2 separate regions of the Mus musculus genome follow, and region 1 is linked to region 2. A link is a loop called in an ENCODE intact Hi-C map of the cell type or tissue named here. Cell type or tissue: left cerebral cortex. All regions are shown on one strand. Each heading gives the region's core, and the rest is flanking DNA. Links, peaks and the distances in the headings are about the cores only. Region 1 overlaps Stk39 (serine/threonine kinase 39). Region 2 overlaps Stk39 (serine/threonine kinase 39).

The links. A loop is a pair of places that touch in the nucleus more often than their neighbours do. Peaks named below come from ENCODE experiments on the same cell type or tissue, not always from the same donor. Only the 100,000 strongest peaks of a DNase experiment are listed, where the experiment ranks them.
Region 1: it touches region 2 in a loop (2.0-fold over the local background); 5 of 42 quality-filtered maps call a loop at or near these places.

Annotation. Positions count from the first base shown.
Region 1 is chr2:68,358,270-68,369,932 of GRCm38, reverse strand. Stk39 (serine/threonine kinase 39) reads left to right here. Exons shown (of 18, transcript NM_016866.2): 6 at 828-937; 7 at 1,435-1,536; 8 at 3,726-3,859; 9 at 10,899-10,947; 10 at 11,054-11,119. Among named protein-coding and RNA genes, the nearest start is that of Stk39, 110 kb to the left of the region's middle. In left cerebral cortex, for the core only: a CTCF peak has its summit at 5,267 (motif pointing left); DNase peaks (open chromatin) are centred at 1,784, 5,260, 7,166 and 8,051; H3K4me3 peaks cover 448 bases; H3K27ac peaks cover 1,155 bases.
Region 2 is chr2:68,405,343-68,417,005 of GRCm38, reverse strand. Stk39 (serine/threonine kinase 39) reads left to right here. Exons shown (of 18, transcript NM_016866.2): 2 at 6,865-6,977. Among named protein-coding and RNA genes, the nearest start is that of Stk39, 61 kb to the left of the region's middle. In left cerebral cortex, for the core only: no CTCF peak of the experiment used is centred there; DNase peaks (open chromatin) are centred at 4,633 and 5,526; H3K27ac peaks cover 3,343 bases.

The DNA.
Region 1 (11,663 bases), core at 1,465-9,464, 47 kb after region 2:
TCCTACACTGGATAAACTTAAGTGCACAACACAAGCAGGCACACACACAGACACACGTCCTCACACACACATGTACCTAATCAATGAAGTAGAGTAAGAGATACATTTAATTCTACATATCATTCCATCCACACTTAATGAAAATTATCCAGGAAACACTAAGGGAACAAAGGGGGAGCGGGGAGGGAACCAGTCTTTGCTGACTCAGCCCTTCCTTTGAGCAGCCACTTGCTTAAGGACAAACTTAAGCTTGTTGTGAGCGTTGGGCACCTGATATGTTGGCGTGCTTGTATGATTTTGGCCAAGGTATTAATATATACTATTTAGTCTAGGACATGATGGTATGGGATGAATTCTTTTTTTTTTCTTTGTAAAATTAACATTTGGACATTGGTAACTTAGAATTAAATGGGCTAAAAAACCACAATAAAATATAAAGATAACTCTATTACATACTGCTCTTACTTCAAAAGAGTTTAGATAAAACCCAAGACATTTTCTATTCTGGGATTTTGAAATGTGTTTATGTTTTCAGTGCAATTAAAGGAAACGGCGACTTTTTGTACCTGTTTAGTAGAAAACATCCTATGGTTTGGTGAGCTTGCCTGGCCCATGGCCTCTGATAGCATGCTCTGCAGGGTAGAGAATGGCAGGTGGCAGACAGCAGGGCAAGCCTGGCATATTTCTGAGACGCTCCACGAGTGTGTTTACAGCCCATCCATCACTACCTAGGGCTCAGCAGGGAGAGATGGGAATTGATATCAGAATTGATGAGCCACGTGGAACATAAAATAAGGTGGATTTTTTGTTGTTGTTGTTGTTTTCAGATTTTGGAGTAAGCGCATTCTTAGCCACAGGGGGTGATGTTACACGGAATAAAGTCAGAAAAACATTTGTTGGTACCCCATGTTGGATGGCCCCTGAAGTCATGGAACAGGTAAAAAAAATATTACCTTGGTTGTTATAGTACAGGAATACATATCACTAATATAGCTTTTTTTTTTTTTTTTTTTTTTCGAGACAGGGTTTCTCTGTGTAGCCCTGGCTGTCCTGGAACTCACTTTGTAGACCAGGCTGGCCTCGAACTCAGAAATCCGCCTGCCTCTGCCTCCCAAGTGCTGGGATTAAAGGCGTGTGCCACAACGCCTGGCTAATATAGCTATATTGAATGTGTCTAATTAATCTAACATAACACAGATCTGATGCACTGCATGCAGGTGTTAATATTTCATTTCAATCAATTATTATCGTAGAACATGTCATACATACAGTGTAGATTTAAATTCCTGATTGCTAGCTAGCCCTTAGCAAGCCACACTGACATTTTATAAACAGCTTTGGCTATCTGACACAGTAGTAGATGTACTGATGTGTAACAGGCCTGCTACATGATTGTGAGTGATTTGTTTTCTTCATCTTCTTTTTCCTTTTTAGGTGAGAGGCTATGACTTCAAGGCTGATATGTGGAGTTTTGGAATAACTGCCATTGAATTAGCAACCGGAGCAGCGCCTTACCACAAATACCCTCCAATGAAAGTAATGACGCTGGGGAGACTCGTAGGGTTGGGACTGTGATGGGTTGGTGGAGGGTGGGGATGGGGGGGCATAGCTTCTTCAGATCTCCTGAACATGCTTATTTTTTGCTTAGACTTGTGAGGGTTTTCGGGGGAATTCGGCCAAGTTGAAGGCTGACTCACGTTCTCTAGTGCTGAGTTGACAGAACTGGTGCATGCCAGGCGCTCTGCCTCAGTGCAGTGTCGAGCAGCTAGCTGCCTGCCTCTGCCTTACCGACTCCTGAAAGAGCAGGATGATCTTAGGTCTCCCAGCACGGTCTAAGAGTGTATTAGAGTGAGGGCTGTTCCATTTGCAGATGGGTCCCAGGCTGCTTCCTTTTTTCTTTCGAAAATAAAGATCGTCTATTCCATTTTGAGCCCGCGCCCAGAGCGTGGTGTTGTGGCTCATCTGATGGAGTGAGTCACGGTGTTTTGAGGCACCATATACTTTGGGTACTATTTTCAGGTTTTTGTTATTCTCCTATCTGCTCTACCTCTGAGATAGCGGCAGCGTTTCTAATTTCCCCCAAGTAGACTTTGTCTTGAGGCTGCCGTTGTTCAGGGCAAATGATGAAGATGTTTCATCAAAACTCTGGTCTATGCTGGTTTTATTTTTCAACTTTTCGTCTTTAGAAATTTTAAAAGGACAGAAATCTGTTCATAAATAGATCCACTAACTCTAGCGGTGTTTATAAAATGTGCAGTGGGGGTGGAGCCTAGGGATAGAGCCAGTGCTTAGGGAATGTGAGGTTTGGGATTGAACCCTGTTTGTTTTCCAAACTCCCCCGCCCCCCACCCCCACCCGCACCTCCATGTACTTTCTTATTGTAGGAAACTTCATAGTGCCAATAGAAAGAGCAAAGAACAAATGATCTCTGTTAATGTTTTAGTGGTGTTACTTTCCTACTTCAAAACAAAACAAAACAAAACAAAAAATAAACCCTATTTTTTTTAATGGTTTTCCCAGGACTTCCTCAGGCAGAGCAGATAGTATTGCTGAGTGTACGCCCCACACCCTGTTTTATGCCTATTTCTGTCTAAGATTTTAATATAGTTAAAATGTCAATGATATACTCAATGCATGTATGTGCACCTCTTGATGATCTTTTTTAAGCAGAAAATTTGACGTTGACATGTAAAACATAGAAGAGATTTTTTTTTTTTAATGGAACATATACCAGAGGAACTCGAGAACCTCATCCTTTATCCATCATTTATGTTCTCTGTTTCTTTGTCTCCCGGTCTCCCCTGTTTTTCCCACATGAGTCTGGAGAGGCACTTGTTAATCCCAGCTTGTCGCTCACCGGGAACTTCTTTCAGGAGCTCACAGGAAGCCACATTCTCCTTCTGGCTGTTGTCTTCACAGACAACAGTCACTTTTAACATCCATCTATTCACACGCCTCAAAGTCTTCCAAAGGAGTCTTGACACATAGAGCATTTGCATAAATTAGGCCTGATTTATGCATTAAGGAGGTTCATTCATTTTGTAGGTCAATAGCATGCTATACAGTCTACTCGCTTTTAAATAAATGCTCCGCTTAGTGTGAAAGTTGAATTATTTCCTTTTTGACTTGAAACTGTACTTTGTTTAGTTTTTTTTGTAACTTATGATTATGATCCCGACCATCAGTATCTTATTCATTTTTTTTAACCAGTCCCCTATAGCAGTTTTCTCATGTTGTGTTCCCTTTACCTCCTGGGAAGCCCTGGCTTTATTTTTAGGGCTGCTGCTGATATGTTGCGGGGGCGGGGGGGTGGGGGATGGGGGGTGGGGGGGGAGTATATCAGGTTCTTTGCTTATGAATGGCCTTCACACTTGAATGTCCCTTTGTCTCCTGACCACCACTCTTTCCCAATCAGCCTGTGCTGCAGCTACGTGTTCCCTGAGGTCCCGGGAGAGCCAGCGACTTCCCAGGAAAGATTTTTTCCTGTGGCTTTGAGAGACCATTCTTAACGCACAGAACAAATTTTATAAGTTCTGTCATTGAGAATAACCCAAAGGATAAGGAGGGCGTGGGCAGATATGCTAGGAAAAGTGTGTCCCTTTCAGCACGCGACCTTAGGACCATTAAAGTCATGGGGGAAGCACGTCTGCAGTGCTTTGTGTGGAAACGCTGAAACTTCCACCGTCATTCAACAGAGGGCGGCTCCTCCTTTGTTTTGGCTGCAGGTGCTAATGCTGACTTTGCAAAATGACCCGCCCACTTTAGAAACTGGTGTAGAGGATAAAGAAATGATGAAAAAATACGGCAAGTCCTTCAGAAAGTTACTGTCACTGTGTCTTCAGAAAGATCCTTCCAAAAGGTATGCCACTTTTGGAGTGGGAGCGAGTGCCGGCCTTTGAGTTTCCGCAAAGCTGTGTTTGTGGATGAGAAGAACCTACATTAAGTCTGGCCTCTGTGCACCATCCTGTTAGTGGGAGGAAGCCTGAGGCTGCGGGGGGGGGTGGGGGGTGGGGAGTGGGGGTGGGGGAGAAGCCGGTGTAGCACTAGGGGGAGGGGGCAGGACTGGAGGAGGGTGAGGGGGGAAGAAGAAGCCATGGAGGTGGAGGAAGAATTGATCCTGCTTGCTTGGGGTAGGCAAGTAGGTACTGTCACCAAGAGAAAGTGACAAAGCAGATGTCAGAAGACGCTGGCAGGGGCGAGGGCAGCCGAGCTTGCAACCTGCACTAGGTAGGCTGAGCTGACCTCCCAGGACATCCGGCTAGCTCCAGTCTAAACCAGGCCAAGTTACTGAATTTTGCATGCGCTTCCTTTTAGTTGCAGAACAAGTTGTCTGTGCCATTAACAGATTAGCAGCAGATGAAAGTTTACCTAGAAAGATTAATCCTGTGAGCGGAAGCAAATGGCTTTAAATGAACTTAGTGTTTACTCTGTAGTCTTAATGTTACTGCCCTGCACGGGAACAACTGTCATTTTGAATCTGTTTCTTCCTTTTTAATCCCGGGACTTTGAAATACCCCTGGCATAGACAGTGGAACCCAGAACCCTTTATCATCTACAGGAGAGTTTTAGTGCTGCGCATCAGCGGCAAGCCTATGCCTTGTATAGATTTGGCATCTCTCTAACAGTCCTGGATAGTCTATCATACGTTCCCCAAGGTGCTGATGTTTTGCTTAGATATAATAATAATAATAATAATAATAATAATAAATAATAATATTCTGAAAGTTCCCCATTCAGGGATGGGACCCTGTTGTTATAAGGCACTGCTTTATTCCAGTCATAAATTCTTCAATGGATTAAGCTTTTAAACTTTTTTTTCTTTAAGCAGCATTACGGTCAGTTAGGCGAGACTTTAACTTACAAGCAACCTCTGTGGTATTTTGGGACTATTTGCTATTGTGAGTTTTTAATTATTTCCCACCAATAATCCGCACAGGCTGTTTGTGCCCAGTGTTTCTCCTGTCCTTCCTTCCCTTTGGTGTTTTGGGGTTAGTCTTCCTCCAGTGATCTTGCCCTGGCCTTACTTGCCACTCTCCTTTTGGTGACAATGCTCTTAGATTTTAACTTTGTTCTCCGGGTTCTGCTTATCCTTTCCTTGTTGGAGGGGCGTCATTGCCACAAGGGAAAAAAATGACGTGACAGAGAAGTGGTTGAGCCTCCCTCCTCACCTGGTTCGAGATAACCTTGCATTTCTGCTTAGTTCTCTGTCTTTACTGACAGCCTCTGGCATTCTGGAATAAGTTGAGGTTCCACCTAGTGGCTGTGACAAGTAATGCCACCCAGCTCTGAAAGTGGTTCCCCAGGGTCGACTTGCTAGTGTGATGAAGTGACAGGTTTGTGATTTAATCCAAAGAAGTTAGATTTCAGTGCAGTGTATTTAACAGACATTTAAACGGTTTGGTTTCTTGAGAAACGTAGAGACTTTTCCAGGTGTTCCACACTGTGTGAGTTCTGAATCCTGATCCCCTGTGTGTGAGACAGCTTGTCCCTCAGTGAGACAGTGAGCCAGAGAGAAGAGAGGCGGAGCTTTTGTGAGGCAGCCTCGAGTTAGGGTTGATGTGTGCAGGAAGCCTCTCCCTCCCCAGCTGTTTAGCCTGTGTGAGCAGGTGAGGCCTCCTTGCACGCAAGGTATATGCAGCTGTTCTCAGCTGGAGGAGTGACAGAGCATTAGTGCTGCACCCCCTCCCCAGAGGCTCTGCCTGTTCATGAAAAGGGAAAGACGTTGAAGATGGATGTGAGGACGAGCACAGACAAACACACAAACAGTCATCAGGATTGCGAGTGTAGAAAAAGAATTATTGTTGATATAACGTATAACTTAAAACACAGCCAGCATGAAATAAACAAATAAGCATTTATGCACATGACAAAATTTTGACATTTTGGTGATGTTTCCAGAGAACTTTTAGTCCGTCTTTTCTGTTCATGCTGTTTAAGGCTTTCTGCTTTCTCTCTCTCTTACTTTTTTCTTTCCATTCTCTTTCTGTAGTGATTCAATACCTAGCGGGATTCCGAGCTCTATTTTTTTTTCTCATTCTCATGACTTAATTTCTTTGTCTATCTAATGGGTGTAGTAATTGTCGATCAAAGGATCGTTCTGAGGATGTGGTGGAGTGACACCCGAGAGTTGCCCGCAGAGCCAGGGGTGAGCCCCAGAACTCAGGATATAGAGACTGCCTTCATCATTTGTAAGAAGAATCGCTGCCCTTTTGTTACTAATCACAGGACGCTAATGCTGTATCTTTTAAAACCACTGTTACACGATAGGCTTTTGTTGATTTATACAACAAATTCAGGCTTTTAGAAGGACACACGTTCTTCTTTATATGAGGAGACTCATGGGAGTTTGCTGTCTAGAGGTGATTTAAATCCTCTGAAGAGAGTTTCAGGAACAGCAACCAGGTTCAAGAGGGTTTAGGAGTTGCAAGAAAACTGGCAATTCTTGCGAGATTTGTGTTGCCTGCATTAGCTCTCCCTGCAGTCTTATGCAGTTGACAGGCAGCAAAGCCCTACCTAGTGCTGAGGCATGACAACCAGTGACAGCCACGGTGCAGGGATAACCAAGACATATCTCCTCCTGCACTCCCATGCTGGACTCTGCACCCTCCTCTTGACACAGAGTTGAGGTGTAGGAGCCCTGTGCCCCATAGAGGTTTGTGCTTTGCATAGCAGACTATCATTGTTATTTCCTAATAAAATGAACCTTGACCGTATAGTTTAACATACTCGTAAATGATGGCAGCCTATAGGAAGAGTGAACAATTACTTTGAGCACTGGGGGCTGGGAGGGAGCAGTGGTTACTGTTACATAGATAGATCTGTCAGAAATGAGATAGACTGGAATATTACTTTGCCTAGGGAGGGCGGGAGAGCCATGCATAGCAGTTCTGCCTGAGGTAAGTAAGGTGCTGGAGTTTATTAAAGCATGTTGTTAGAACTGTTTTGACTTTATAACACTCAATCCTGAGTCCTTTGAGATTCATTTGAGTCTCTGTGGACTTTGGCCCATCCATTTGTATTGGAGGAATCTGTTGAGGGATTTTCTTCAATGATGTAGGTACTTGAGTGCTGCATTGTTTTTACAGACTTCAGACTCAGTCATCACTCATAGCCTGGACTATTTCAGGGGCTGGTAGCATTTTTAGCATTTCTTGTAAAACAGGGTTCCCTGTTACATTACCTATGCACTGCTATGTGGTGGTTAGCAGCCACGTGAGAGGTGGGCATGAAGATCCCTTGCTCCAGTAGAACTCAGAAGGCAGGCAGGGTTACAAGCTGCACAGAGCGTTTTGTGGTTGTTTCTGTGAAGCTGAGTTCAGCAGGCAACAGGCACCTCAGCCTGCCTCACACATTCCTTCCTTCCTTCCTTCCCCTCATTTCTCCTGCTTTCCCATTCCCCTACTTTCTCATGGAGGGAGCTTGACAGATGTGTGGTTTTACTCTAAAGCTATGAACACTTGGAGCTGACTTCAGTACAAACCAGTGACCTGCTGTTGAATTGTTCTCTGTATTTGGAGTAGAGTGACCTGCAACTTAACAATTGTGCCTATTTAAAAAAAAAAGAAAGAAAGAAAGAAAAAAGAATTTTTTAAGCCATCCCTCCCTTACCTTATGGTGTCATTGTAATGAAGGGTAAGGGTGGAGTGGAGGGGGCAGAAAAAGATTTTCTCTGCAATATGCTTTCCCCCTTTATATTTTTGGTTGCCATAGAAATGACCTTTCTCAAGAAAGGAAAGAATTTTCCTAGTTCCATTTCTCAAGGTTAGTCCAGTATTCTGCAGCCTTCTCTCTACCTTAGTTTAACATTTGACCTTTGGCGTGTACTAGGGGAACGAGGGGTTACTGGGGAAAGGGAAAATCATTTTGGGTCCCCAGATAGGCACCTCCCCTCTTCCCGTTCTTTGTTTTGCTAGCCAGAGCCTTAATTTTAGTGCCTCCCCTCCCACCCCCCTCTGCTCTTCCTCACTGTGACTAGCAGATGCTTAGGCCTCAGTGCTGGCTAAACTTAGCCGCAGGAGTTACAGTCCTGCGCTCAAATGTCTACCAGCATTGCCTTCACTTCACGCTGGGGTGTGAAATTAAGCTACAGTAGCCCACTGTTCTGTGTCAGGCACTGGGAATATAAAAATGAATTCTACAGGCTCCTTTGCCTTGGAAGGGCTTGTGACATGACTAAGTGGAGCTATCATGGACAGGGATCATAGACTGAGATGAATTGAGAAGAGGAGTGGGAAAAGCCCAGCTCCCAAGCGAGCAGCAGCAGTTCCCAGCAAAGAGACCTACTCAGGCAAGGTGGGGGAGAGTGCCCAAAGAAGTTGTCTTCTGAATTGTTTCTTGACTAATGAGCAAGGTGTACTAGTTGGTTATGTGAAAAGTTTTGAGTCAAGAAAAGCACTGCCTGCGTTGTCACAATCTAACAAGGGACAGGTAAGAACCCCAACGTAGTTGAAGGCAGAATTGCACGAGGTTGACGGAGATAGACTTTGGGATCATTGAGCTTGGTTTGGTTGCTACCTCTGAGGGTAGGCAGCACAGACTGATGAGCAAGACGAATAAATATACAGCAGAATGGTAATCGATGCATTATGTAAAATGACTAAGTCCTTTCTCATCTCCAAGTTCTTTGTTTTTAAACAAGATGTAGACTCATGCATTTAATGAGTTTGCCAAGGGATATGGCCCTCCTGTTGCTTAGACCTTTATTTAATCAAAGCAGATATCAATTAGCAACTGTTTTAGTGGATGCATGACTTGGGCTTGTTTGAGAAGGATTTTATAACTAGCATTCTTGAAATTGAAAGGAAAAAGTGGTAACACTAAAAATCTGCCTTGCACAGAAATACAGATTTTGACTGTCAGACTAAGGCAGGTGCTGGCACATTTTAGCAGTAGCTGCCTATCATTCTAGGCACAAGGACACTTTCTACCCTTGTACTCTCACCCCAGTATCATTCTCTTTGTACTTTAGCTAGCCTGTGAAAATATTAATATCCCATGATGCTTTCGTCTCCCTTCCCATTTGCCATTATGAAAATTTTACAACACACAGAAAACGTGGGCAGTAGCTCAGTGTTTGCTCCAGTCCCCCGCCCCCCATTCCATCACGGTGAGCGTCCCCATCCTCTGGGTGTTCTGTTTATTTACTGAATTATTTGAAAGTAAGAGACCATGCTTCACTACGTGTTTCTTCCAAACAAGGTCATGTGCCCACGTGATCATGATGTTTTTCCTTGTGATCACGTGATCACTTCAGAAAATGAGCAGTATATATATACATACATAAATATATATATATATGTGTGTGTGTGTGTGTATGTATATATATATATATATATTTATATATATATATATATATTTTTTACAGGCTTCTTCTCTGTGGTCAACTTATGTATTTCTAAATGTCTTTTGTAATTTTTGCTGCTTCCTTTCCAAACCCAGTGTTTGATCAAGGATAATGAGCTGTGTTTGGCTTTGAATTTTATGTCTATTTTGATCTAGAATGCTTCCCTCATCTCTTCTCCCTTTTCCTCTATCATCCTGAAGATTCTCCTGCAACCTACCCTTCACCCCATACTCCTACTTCCTTCCTCTTCCTTCCCCCCCTTTCCTTCTCTTATGGTAGCAGTAGGACATAACCTGCTGGATGTTAGGTGAGTGCTGCTCCATTGACCAACATGTCTAGCCTTATCTGGATGAGCATAATTAGGGCAGCTTTTTTCCCCCTTTGTACAGACACAAATAGAGAAAGCTGATAGGAAATGGATTCCTAATTAAGGGAGTATTGACAAAGGAAGCTATTCTTTATGGACGATTGTCAGTTGAACATAGAAGGAATGCTAAAAGTAGGAAATCAATGTCCGGCTACCTCCTGTGAAATATTTAAGGCAAAAATGGTAAACCACAGGGGAAGGGTTTCAGCAACAAGATATCCATACAGCACGCCAAGACGCCACTCAGCACGACACTGGCTAATTGCTGTGGAGAAGGCAGGCCTTCCAGTGTTGAGCTTTGGAGCCTGGGGACCAAGCAGTTACACTTAGCATCAGTGTTAATGTTCTGGCCCATCGGTCGCCTCCGTGAAAGCGGAGCTTGAGAAGGACAGATCCAAACTGTGAACTTTGGAGTATTTACAAACTCAACCAGTTATGCATCTCCTATCCAAACTCCGCAATTGGGAATGTTTCTAAATGTGTAATTTTATGGGCAGTTTAGACACCGTTCATTTGCATGATGAGATGTCTTTGAGCCTTCTGGACCTGACTTTAAGTTTAAGGCACATAGAGCATAGAGAAGCAGGTCACATGATACCATAAGGAAGTAGACATATCCAGAAATGCTTGTAAGGGAATTTGTGTTTTATTGATTACCATACTATTTTAAATTTCCTTGAAAAAAAGTGGTCCATATACAGTCGAAGCAGTTGCTTTAATACTCCGCAGACTGAGCCAGCACACAACATCTGTCTGTGAGCCCTTCTCAGTAGATGCTGCTCCTTGGAAATCACAGAACAAAGTTCACTCCGTCATTCCTTTGACAAGGTCACATTGCAGTTTGTATGGCTTCTTAATAACATAGGAATTTAGCTCCCAGCAGTTGCTCTGCCAACTTCCAGAAACGCCAAAGTTGACATACTGAAGTATACGAATGGAGGCTGGGAAATTGATTGTGCCCAAACCTTAACTCACATGAGTTTATGTGTTTGGCAGTAGAGGAATTTGGAAAGAACTAGAAAACCGACATTGCTTTATTCGGTGCCAGCTTGTGACTAGCTTGCTTGTTGGCTTTGCTTGCCCTAAGAGCAGTCATCCAAAAATGCTCTAAGGTTAAGCTGTAGTGTCAAGGAAGTCTATTTATTATGTAGCAATTGTTTCAACTCTGATTTCTTATTCATCTTTCAGGCCCACAGCAGCAGAACTTTTAAAATGCAAGTTCTTCCAGAAAGCCAAGGTAACATGCTGAACACCCCCAAGTCAATCCGCTGTTTTGAAACGGCCGAGAATTCGCTTCCATCTGATTTGATGTTAAACCGTTGTTGGGATAATCTGTTTTGCAGAACAGAGAGTACCTGATCGAGAAGCTGCTGACAAGAACCCCAGACATAGCCCAAAGAGCCAAGAAGGTAAGCGCGACCTGCCGCCATCATCCTCAAGGGTCCTCTCCCCAGCCTGAAGTGAAAACCCTGAAGCAACAGGTAGATGGTTCCTACATACTCTGGCTTGCCGTGCAGAGATGACCTGATCCCATGACTCTGATAAGGCGTTTTCCTTCTGGTTATCTCAGGGCATGGAGAGAGCACGAAGCTTGCAGGGTTTGGATGATGAAAGGAACGCGAGTTTCCTACGTGCGATGTGTAGAATAATAGTCACGAGTGTTTGTTCACATGTGCACATGTGCCTGTGGAGGCCGGGGATCCGTGGCAAGCATCTTCCCTCAGGTTCTCTTCACTCGTTGTCTGAGTACAGTATTTCTCACTGAACCGGAAGCTCACTCCCTTGTCTAGCCTGGGTGGCCAGCTCCCGCTGAGCCAGCTCCAGGGATGGAATTGTCTACATTCTTAGCTCCACTGCAAGCCATCTTCAGGGTTACAGTTGTGCCTGGATTGCCTGGATGTCAGTCCTGACAGTGCGGACTCAGCTCCCCAAATTTTACTGACCAAACCACTT
Region 2 (11,663 bases), core at 1,597-9,596:
CACATGTTGACTGGCCAGTTTGTCTGTGTTTGTGTGTGCGTGAAGTTAAGGCCGGAGAATATCAGGTGCCTTTTACAATTTCTGTATCTTTGTGTTTGAGACAGTGTCTCACAAATGCAGAGTTTATTGATTTGGATAGATTTGCTAGCCAGCCAGAACAAGGGATCTTCTTGTGTCCTCCTTCCTTGGGCTGGCTTTACAGGCACACACACTTGGCTTTCTTACATTAGTGCTGGGGGTCCAAACTCAGCGCTGCATTCTTGTGCAGCAAACACTTTACCCACCAAACCTCCTCCCCACCCTGTGTTTCAGCATTAGCCTGGATGTTGGTTGGTTTTCTGGGTTTGGGTTATTTCGGTTCTGGAGTACTCTATGCATTCTAGCTATTTGTCCTCAGTCACACCTGTGTTTAGCATGGCTTCTCACCCAACTGTTCCTTCACCGGACTGTCTCCTTCTGCTGTGCAGAAGTGTTTTAATTTCATGAAAGCCTAGCTTGTTGCTGTTGTTTCCTGAGCAAGTAGAGATCTTTTCGTAAAGCCTGGCCTAGGGTTGCACCTCGAGGTGTTTTCTCTCCCTCTTTCTCTAAGAGTTTGAGCATTTCAGGTCTTACATTAAGGTCCCTGCTCCATCTGAAGTTGGTACTGGTATAGGGCGAGAGATAAGGATCTCATTTGACTCTCTTACATGTGAATACTTAATTTCCCTGGCACCACCAAATCATTTCTGAGATCATTTTTCAGCCAGTAAGATGACAGCTTTATACGCCTGGCCTAACAGATATTTTAAATTTTGGACGATCAGGTAAGAATGGGTACAACTCAGAAACCAATTGTTAGTTTTTATGTTTAGGAGAAATGTGGCCCTTGGAAAGCGGCTTCTTGGCTGAGTGATTTTATATTAAAAACAACAACATCACACTAATCACCAGCCTTAAAAGTTCGGGAGAGCTTACACAAATCTGGCTTTATAGCTTTTCTGCAAGCCTAGGCAGTCTTTCCAGGTTAAATCGCTGTACCTCTGTGAAGCTCACGTGTATCCATTCACCAGAGTCTCCCCTGGTCGGTTTCTGGTGCTCATGTGACTGGTTGGCTTTGTGGACTGTGAGGTTGGATATAAATAGAGCAGAGTGAACTGGGGAGAGAGGGCTGGAAGAAAGCACTTGAGCCAAAGCCATTTGTTTTGTGTACTGTATACTCCACATGCCAACACTTCTATAACGAAAACCTGAGATGGCTCCGGACTGTACTCACTGGCAGAGTGAGTATATGGCTGTGGAACATAAAGAGTCTTTCTATGTGCTAGGAAAGGTCCTAGCCCTTATCAAGGTTTTGACTTGGTGTTCCTTATGTAAGTAGGATTCGATGATAGACTTCTTCCCAGTGGCTGTCATGAGAGCCAGAGGTTAATGCAATGCCCAGCCCCTGTCTTGCAATTTAGGGGACATGTTACTTGGGTAATCAACTACATCTTGACTTTAACTTAAATAAATGTAAATAAACTTTGTTATGGAGAGAGATAGGGGAGGGAGGGAGAAAGGAAGAGAGGAAAGAGGAGACACACTAGATGTTGCTGCTTATTAGAAGGAAATATACTGGTTATTGGAATAAGAGAATACTCTTAGCACAAGGGCTGATAAATTATGGCTCACCAATGCCACGGAATATTATACAGTATTAAAATGACAAGTTGACAATACCATCTGATCTCAAATGCTAGCTAGAATTTTTAATTAGGTCTTATTGTATACTGGATACCATTCCAAGGGTTTCCATGTATTAATTTACTAGATTCTGTCAACCACCCTTTAAACTGGGTATTATTATTGCCATCTACCCTGTAAGAAACTGAGGCACACAAAAATTCAATTATCCATTCAAGAATAAATAGCTAATACATTGTAGCACTGGGCTGTGAATCTATGTAATTAATGGTCAAATAGGGTGTAAAGGTGTGTCTTAGGATACATACTAACGTTGATCACATCAAGTTTAGCTATGGAATATTAATTCTCACTGCTGCTTGATTGTCGGAGTGGTCTTTTCCATCTTAGGTTCTACTGTTTATCATGTTGCATCAGACCTTGAGAAGTGCTGAGCATTTTGCTTCCAGCTTCAATGCTTTTTCCTTCCCATCAAACCTACAGGGCCTTCATGATGCTAAACAGAATGAAACCTATGCTAAGCAGAAGCACTTTGGCCTGAGTCCTTTAGGTTGCATACACGTACAGCCTGTAGGCCAAGTTGGCTGCCTTCGTGGTTCGCTGGGAGCAGTGAGGCCCATCAGGAGTACCGTATATTTACTCCATTGGCTGGGTTTTTATTTCTTTAGGGATGTGAAACATATTATTGCTGTTGAGACATACAAGTAGATTTTATTAGTTTATTAAGGAAGCTGGAGTTTAGATATTAGGTCCAAAGTCACGGAGGAAATCCATACCTTTAATGAGTAGACTCTTATTTGGGGTGGTCTGAATGAGAATGGTCTCAGAGGCTCATATGTTTGCATGTTTGGTCTCCAGTTAGTGGAACTGTTTGGGAAGGATTAGGAGGTGTGGCCTTGTTGGAGTAGGTATGGCGTGTTGGAGGAGGTGTGTCACTGTGGAGAGCATTAAGGTTTCAAAAGCATAGGCCAGCCTGAATGCCGCTATCTGTCTCTGTCTCTCTGTCTATCTCTGTCTGTCTGCCTGCCCCCTAACCCCCCACCCCCACCCCCAATTCACCTCTGCTTGCTGCTTGCAGATCAGGATGTAAAGCTCTCAGCTAATGCTCGCTGTCATGGTTCTCAGTTTCTTAATCATAAGCAATCCCCCAATTAAATGCTTTCTTTTTAAGCATTGCCTTGGTCATGTGTTCCTCCCTTCACAGTAATAGAACAGTGACTAAGACATTCGTCTAACCTCATTTTAAAAGATCTTGCTAAGCTATGATATGGAAACTGTAGTGATTTACCAAAGGCACTTCAGGTGATTCTTGCCTCTGGTTATAGACTTAACTAGGTCAGAACTTGTAATTAGCATGGCGTTCACCATAGGTGTCAGTGGCAGAGTGGCTTAGAATAGACATTGAATGGCTTTGTGTCAGTGTTCTGGGGCTGCTGTAACAAGCACAAACTAAAATTTACTTCCATAGTTCAGGAGGCTAGACAGCACAGTTCCAGGTACTGTCCACCGGGATTTCTGGGATTCTGTCTCCCTCGTTTGCAGACCTTTTCTCTGAGTAAGGAGAGAGGAGAGTGAATTCTTCCTCGGCAATTCCAGTGATGCTAATTGTCATCCCTGATGCACCTCTGATTTCTATGCTCCTAAGAGGCCCTTTCTCTAAATTTATCGTGCTTTGGGACCTTACCATATGTGTTTTAATCTGTAGTAAAAGTTCAGGCTTCTGTAGCTACCGATCTCGTCTTTTATTCTGCATAGGAAATGATCAAAATGAAAGATTTATCCAGCTTGTATCAGGAGCAGCCACCTTTGGACTTCTATCACCTAGTGAATTGCTTGCCACTCAACAGAACTTTAGTTACTGTTCAGTTTTGCCGATGAATTCATGTAAGTGAAGAATTAATATCAGTGTTTTCCTGTGGCTGTTAAGCCTATTCCTTGAAATGAGGTTGCCAGGGAGTGGTGTTTTAGGGGGTTGTTACGGTATTAGGCTCTGTGAATGTTGGTTCATGTAATGGATACCTCTGAGGTAAGTACGAAGGAACAAGGTGCTGATGGCTGACTGAGGAGTCACAGGAGACCCACACTAAAACGGTTGCTAGTGTTGAAGGTGAAATTTGCATCCCAGTCTCTGATTTCCTTTCTTCTTTTAACAGAAGAAGCACTGGATTCTGTGTTAGTTTCTTAAATACTTGTCGAAATCCAAAGTTATGACACTAGAATTACATATCCAGGATGTATTCCTTTGGGTAACTTGACGTGTGAATGCAGCTATGGAGTTTTCTGGTGATTGCTTCAGTTCAAGCAACAGTAGGAATGAGGAAATGAGAACACATGCCCACAAAGACAGACCTGTACCTTGGTAATGAATTCAAGGAAACCCTGCCTCTGGCTGCAATCACCATAATTTCTATCTAAAACTTAGAAGTGGTTCTTTGCCTGGAATTACCAGAAAGTTACCAGAAAAAAAATCTACATTGACTTAAAACATCCTGACAAGATGGGAATACATAACTTTCTTAGTCTGGCACATGGGCCACCATCCTAGAGAACATTTTAACTCATGATGGATGGGTGTCTGGAATAAAATGAAAAATGTTCAAGGCTCTCTAATCCCCAGGATGCTAGTTCTTAGAAACACACCGTCAAATGTTAGTGAGTCATAGTTCAGCATTAAGGAAAGGCTCTGTTTAACCCTTCACTTGCTTCCACTACACATTCTAACGCTTGCTTATTTACTGGATCTCCAAGCCTACCTTTTCAGGCTTCCCTTTAATCTGTTCAGCAAAGTACATAAAGCTCCTTAAAGCAAAACTGTCTTCTCATTCATTCTAAATGGCCCTTGGAAAAATTGTCAGGTCACTTCTGCCTCCCCGTCAAAGCATAGGCTTCCTTTAGCCCTGGGACTCTTCAGTCTCTTACAGCAGCTTCCAAGTTTAGATCACGACTCACAGTAGAACATGCTTCAAACCAAAGCCGCACAAAGCTGTTCTCAGCTCTCTCTGGCAAGTTATATTCTGAAGAGAAGCTTCAGAAGGAAGGCCTCCACCCACCGAAAAACTGAATCCACGACCCACTAGTGTATCCTGGCTGGCAATCTGGAACAAGCCAACCAACCAACCAACCAACCAACCAAACAAACAAACAAACAAACACATTCTCTCTCTCTCTCTCTCTCTCTCTCTCTCTCTCTCTCTCTCTCTCTCTCTCTCTCTCTCTCTCTCTCATACACACACACTAACCGGCATGCCTTGCTCTGGGGTCTTAGGCCTACGTTCTTCTATTATGGAGGGAGGACTATTCCTTATGGCAGTGGGCTTCTGCCATAGAGCTTCATATTTCCTGTCTGAGATAAAAGTCATTATTCTTTAGCTGGCTGTCTTTCTAACCAGTAAGATGCTCACTATAAAGCAGGAGACTTCCCACTTCTTCCTCATTGGAGAATCCTTATTTGTGACCGCATTCGTGAATGTATTAGTGGGAATCTCAGCCTGAAGTTGTAAGCCAAGGGCTGTTGGGAGGGAACCTGATGTTATATTCACCTGTTCAGGCCTTGATGGGAGCTGGCCTGCTTTTCCTTCTTCAATTGCTCTGATTTGAAAATACTGGAGACTGTATTAAGGGTGGGAGAGAGGAAAATGGAAATTGACGTCAGAGTGATCGGGCCCATGCCAGCAGCTAGTTAAACTGTGGATGTCTCTGCTGGGTTTCAGGCTCACTGCTAACCAGCTACTTTGCGCTTTCTCCAAGGCTCCCTTCACTGACAGTCTCTTATTCTGGGAAAAGCCCTGTCACACAACGGTTCTATCCCTGCTCCTGAAAGGGAGGCTCACTTGCACCTTTCCTGCAGGGTGGTTCTCTTTGGTTGAGCTATTTAGTATTGAAGAAATATTTTCCTGGCAAGGCCGACACAAGCAAGGAAGGGCAGGCTGTGCTCCGGCTTGTGGGAAGTAGACAAAGAACACAGACGTGGGCGTCTGGCACACTGACTCAGATCCCAGCCCATACTTACATATTAGCTATGTGACCTGGGGCAGCTTTGCCAGGTTCCCCGTTTTCTCACATATAAAATGAGGCTGATAATAAAGATGCACACGCTTTTCGTTTTATGGCTAAAGTGCTACTGTGCTGTGGGTGCTCAGCACATGGGGTTGACACAGGTTGGGCTCCTATGTGTGGGAGCCTTGAAGGCAGAGAACATGGAGGGTACTAGGCTGATCTTTCAGGTTCCTAGGTCCCAGCTGACGGGGCTGTGGAGGGCACATTGTTCCTAAATCAGCTCTCCCAGATGAAGGTTAGAGAGTCACATATGTACCCTTTTGTGTAGTCCTACGTTTAGGCTGTGTTTCTTTTATTGGATATGTGGGGTTGGGAAATAATTTATGTGATTGGAGTGCCATTTTTGGTATTATCTGCAGAGTTAAGATGCCTTGCTTGAGGGATCTTTTGGCTTGGTGGGATATAAATCTGATTAGAAGCTCTCAGTGGTGTGCTACAAATCATTACCCCTCTACGTTCCGTTCTTATAAAATTTGGATAACAGCATGGCTCCGCCTTTTAGGAATTTTAAGTGCATTAGCTAATGATGATCAAGAGACCTTAAAAAATATGAAATTCCCAGGAATGCCAAGAGCTTTTGTTAGCAGATTGGCATTATTTCGCTTGGCATCCTTAAGAGCTGTGTTTTAAACAAGAGCATCCTAGGGCGGATTTCTGTTTGTTTTTTTTTCTTTTTGTTTTGTTTTGTTTTGTTTTTCCTAGTTGTAGAGCAAGAGCTGACCCCCACCCCCACCCCCACCCCCACCAGGAGTGTTCAGGATGCTAAGACTCAGGACCCGATGGAAGTCCTGAAGTAGCCCAGGCAGGACTGGCTGGCTTGGGTTGCATTGAAGTAGAGGAAGAGTCTGGGATATAAGTGTAGTTGAAGTGAGTCTGGACCCAAGGGCTATCACCATTTCAAGCAGAGTTGTACTCATCCTGCTGGTCCCCATGTCCTAAGAGAAACACCTGGAAACACCCAAATCCCCCCATTTCTCCTCTGGATACTTATTGTAGGACTTCAGGGACTCTTTGAAGATGCCACTGGTAACATTTTGAACACCTCCAGTGAAAGACTTAAATTACAGGCACTTAAGAAAGAGATGCATAGGCAGCAGTATATCAGTGCGGTGTATGAGAGCCGATTTCCTCTTTATTTTGTTTCAGGCAGCGGAGCAACTGCGGTGGTTCAGGCAGCCCTATGCAAACCCAGGCAAGAACGCGTAGCCATAAAGCGGATCAACTTGGAAAAATGCCAGACGAGTATGGATGAACTCCTGGTGAGTATAAGGGGAGGAGACTCCTAGCGCTTGCTCTCCCTGACCTGGGGCTTGTGGGATGGGGATGGGTGGGTATGAGCCGCACCCCTTTCTTCTCCCCTGGGTATGATCTATGATTAATAGTGTTGATTGCAGTGTTGGGTCTGCGCAGTTCCAGTGGTCTCAGTGTGACACTCCATGCACATTGTATGCTCCGCCCTGAGGTCATGTGGTTTCTAACTCCAGAGTCTGATGTCTGGTTTCTTCTGGCCCTTCTCTAAGAGTTCATGACATAGCTGTGAATTCTTCCAAATGTACCTTTTGCTCATTTGTGCTTTTATAAGTTACAAAACCACATATGAATTGAGTTTTCTTTTGTAATGTATGGTAGACTCCATTTCAGTTGTTGACACGTTTGATACTCTCAAATGCTTACCTTCTATTTCCTCTCTGAAATGAAGCACTTACAGAAATAGTTGGAGCTTGTTTGCTCTATAGTAGATCTGACTATAGAAGCATTGGCGGGTTGAGGGAACATTTGCTTTTGGCTTAACTGACTCATTATTAAATGAACAGCTTAGCAAATGGTTATTAGTTACCCAGCAAACTGTGAAGGGTTTTGGAGTTTAATCTCATAAATATAGTTGTCGTTCTGCCTGCCAGGTTTTTTTTTTTTCTTCCTTTTTTTTTTTTTTTTTTTTTTTTTTTTTTTACCTTTTGGCCATTTATTTCAGGACAAAAGAAAACTGCAGTGGAGAAGTTAGCTCACTTGTTATCCCGACCATAATCCCAGCACAAATATTAGTCCAGTAGTACCGTACAAGCGACAACGTATGATGACAGTTGGCTACACATGAAGAGGCCTTTTGTTTTATTCTACGTTGGGAATGGAATGCCATCAACAAGAGCTTTTTGTCTGTCCTCAGAATATAGCTTTTATTTCAGGCTTAATTACAGTACACTATAGTATAAATTAAGTTCAAGGATAAAGCTGTACTTTTCCAGATCTGTTTGGCCTTCCATTTTAAATCAGGTTACACAATGCATAGATCTCAATGGGACTGAAGCAGTGGATTGCCAGTCAAAGCTCAGATTAGAGCAAGGGCTCCTGCAATTACATGTTAAACATTATTGGTTAAACAATAATCATTCACTTATGGAGGTTTTTTTTTTTTCTCTCAAAATTTCAGCCGTGCATTGCTTGCATGGGTGTTGTACTGTGTAGGACTTACCTGTTTCTGACTGTGTAGTCACCAGTACAATTGTGTCTTTGTCCTCCTCCAGTCCCCAAGGTCATCTTCTCTGGGTGGAAAGGGCATTGACTAACCAGTGGGGAGAGCTGGGTCCTGCTTCAGCCACTGACTTGATTTTTAGCTGTAGTTGCATTGCCTAATAGCTTTGGGTCGTTTTTAAGAGAGCGCCGAAGCGGAAGGTTCGTGTTGGGAGTCTTCGTTTTCTGTGGCTCTGCATGAGGGTGCATGGCTTTCTAAATCAAGAACCGTGCATTAACACTCATGCCTTGTTTGAAATCTCCCGTTAAGAGCTCGCCTGTGCCGCTTGCGTTTCGCTGTGGCCTCTGCCGGATCCTCAGCCACCAAGTGTTTATACAGTGTGTACAGCTTGAGATATGCCTGCTCCCCGGCAGTCTTGGAAGCAGTTTTCAAGCTGTGCCCCCCATGCTGTGGTCTGGTCTCTGTCAAGCTCTGAGTCGCCCAGGGCCGATGGTAGCTTTTATTTATTTATTTATTTTATCACACTTGGCAAACAGGCATGATGGTCCAGTTAGGGCTAGACCGGAGATCAGCAGATACATCCTTACTCCAGGGTCCCTTTGCTGGGACCAGCACGTGTACCATCACAGCTTAGCAAGCTGTCTGTTTAAAGGCTGTGTTTTTCATTCCTCTGTGCGTGGCTCCATCAGTCTCTCTGAGTTTGTCCATTGGCAGTAGTTAATTTTTCTGAACCCTTTCATCTTGCTGCAGTACTACCCAAGCTCTAGAGAACACATGCATACTCATTTATTCAATAAAATAAAACAATGTTGTTCTCAATTTAAAGAATGTTAAATTAATAAATGAATTGCTTTGGCCTTTACTTAACTTTGAACCTTGGGCCTTTCGGTGTGTTGATGTATTTAGAGATGGTGGGAGGGAAGGCTCTGGTACTTCAGAATATACTTCTGTTATTAGCCTGTCCGAGGTCATCAGGCCTTTGTGGTCCAGATGACGGACATAGGAGCTTTGTGTGGAGTAGAGTGCCTGTGCCCTTTCGACCTCTGCCACTGCTGTTGCTTGCACTTTCATTATTCCTGTGGTTTCACATTTTGGCAGTGTTTGGGCATCCGGTATCCTAGTAATCCTTTAATTCCATGAGTGTGTATTATCTCCAGGTTGGGGCACTGCCTCTTCTCATAGAGGGTGCCATGTGTTAACTGGAAACCATTGTTCTTAGAAGAAACAATGGCCCACTGGGGGCTTTATCTTGTGAGAGCATTATGTCATAGAAGTCACAATTATCAACTATTTACCAGTTCCTGGAACATCTGCCTCCCCCAAAGGATCTTTCACCCCCAGACTGATACTCCCTGCTCTGTTCCCTACCCTCAGTTCTTTCCCCGAGTTCATGGTCCTTGTCCCATGATAGGAGGGATCTATACGCAGAGCCTGATGTGACCTCACATAGCCGTTTCGGACAGTTGTCCACACAGAGCCACAGTACCTTTCCTGTAATCATGGCCTTGACTCCAGGTTTTGCTGAGTAAGGAGACAAGTTGTTTAAAAGTGTTAACCATGGTGCCAGCTTCTCCAAGAATAAAGGGAGGAAAACTAAATGTCAGACGAACTCACGGGCACTGAGTAATCGCTGATTTTAATTTCCCTGCTGAAATGAGTTCGCCTCCAGTTCTTCAAGGTTAAGCTGGTGGAGGATACAAAAGCACATTTATCTGTTTATCTGATAGATACTTAAATATCATTTCTATAGCGTGCTTCATCTGTTAGAAGGTTAAGCCACAGGGCTGTATATTGAATTTCAAGGCTGGCTGTTCGTGCAAAACCTTGTTTGATGTAGTTTAACAGTAACTCGAGGAGAGCGTGCACAGTGAATAGTCGCATTCAAGTCGACTGGCTGGCGTTTAAGTTCTCTAAACTTGGGCTTTCTCTCTGTATGGCTTTGCGTTTTTTTCTTGTCTGTTGCGGAGTGTGCCTGTGACTGGCTGTAGCCTGTCAGGATGAAGTGACCATTGTGTTTTATGTCCTCCTCTTTCAGCATGTGCTCTGGCCAGTCTAAGATTTGTTGGCCCCCATACTTCAGTGTCAGCCCGCATTCCGAGGAGGTCCTGTTATAAATGGAAATTTAAAGCAGCTTATCGCCTCTGGAATGTATCTTTTCATTGTGAAGCAGGGATCTGTGAATTTCCCATTTCCCAAATGCTGTAGATGCTTGAAGGCTCTTGTTCCTTGGTCTAGCAGTAAGCCAGCCTCTTCATCTGGGATGAGGAGGAGTGGGATTTTTGAGCAGTGGACACCTTTCTGTCCCCTGTGTTGGTTGGGAGCTACTTCAGCAGGCTGCTAAACAGATCGCCTGCTCTGCAGTGGGAATTTTCAGACTTGCTAAGTGAGGTTGACCCTTCTCGTGCAGACTGGTGAGCTCCTTTTGGAGGGAGCTCTGAGCCTCTTGGAAGGGTTTGCTTCCCTGGTTTGGGGTCAGCTTCAACGGTTAGAAACACTACCCTAGGGCACCATTGAATCTTCTTAAAATCCATTATATAAGCAGAGGATTAAGCATCTTTTTTTTTTTTTAAGGCATCTGTCTTTTCAGACCATCATCAGATAATAAAATAAATTCCATAAACATACCATTCATTTCTATTTACCTTGTAATTGAACTTTTCTTCCAGGATGTTTTCTTTATCCGGAGGCTACTGAACATTTTTGACTCATGAGCTAATTTGGCTGTTTTTTTTTTTTTTTTTTTTTTTTTTTAAGGATCCCATCATGCAGCCATTATTTGCTGTAAACATCCCTTCTCCTGCCTCAGTCTCCCATGTGCTGGGATTATAGATGTGTGACACTGTGCCCAGCATTTTCTTGAGCCCTAGTTTTTAACCATTTGTCTCTTCTCTTTAGCTCTGACTTGGGTCCCTGGGTTTTAGGTCTGTCTTTGGTTTAGCTATGGACAACTCAAGTCCATCTCCCCTGTGCTACTGAACTATCAATTCATTATTGTTAGCAATTGTAATCATTAGGCCATACATTGTAGGAGGAACCTTAATTCAGCAGCCAAAGCTCCCATTTCTTTAAGAGAGCAAGGCAGGGGGAGCAGAAGAGAAAAGAAAAGAAAAAGAAAGGAAAAAAAAATCGTTCAGGGATGACATTATGAAATTATGTTGTGATTTCAGTTTGTGATGGATGACAGATGTGGACAAAGTCATTTCAAAGGAAACAATGACACTATAAAGTGCTGACTGCTGAGTGCCGTGGGAGGGGAGGGGAAAGGAAAGGTCCCAGAGCCAGAGGCTGTGCCTGCTTCCTACTTAACCCAGCACAGCTGCCCAGGGTAGGGAGAACTTACCCTGGGGCTCCCTCTCCTTCGTTCAAAGAGAGTCACCTCCTTAGATGGCAGAGGTTAACCTCCCTGAGAGTTCTAGGATTGTGGCTGTTTGAAGCTAAGATCTTTAAAAACATACGCTTTCCGATTCACTTAAAG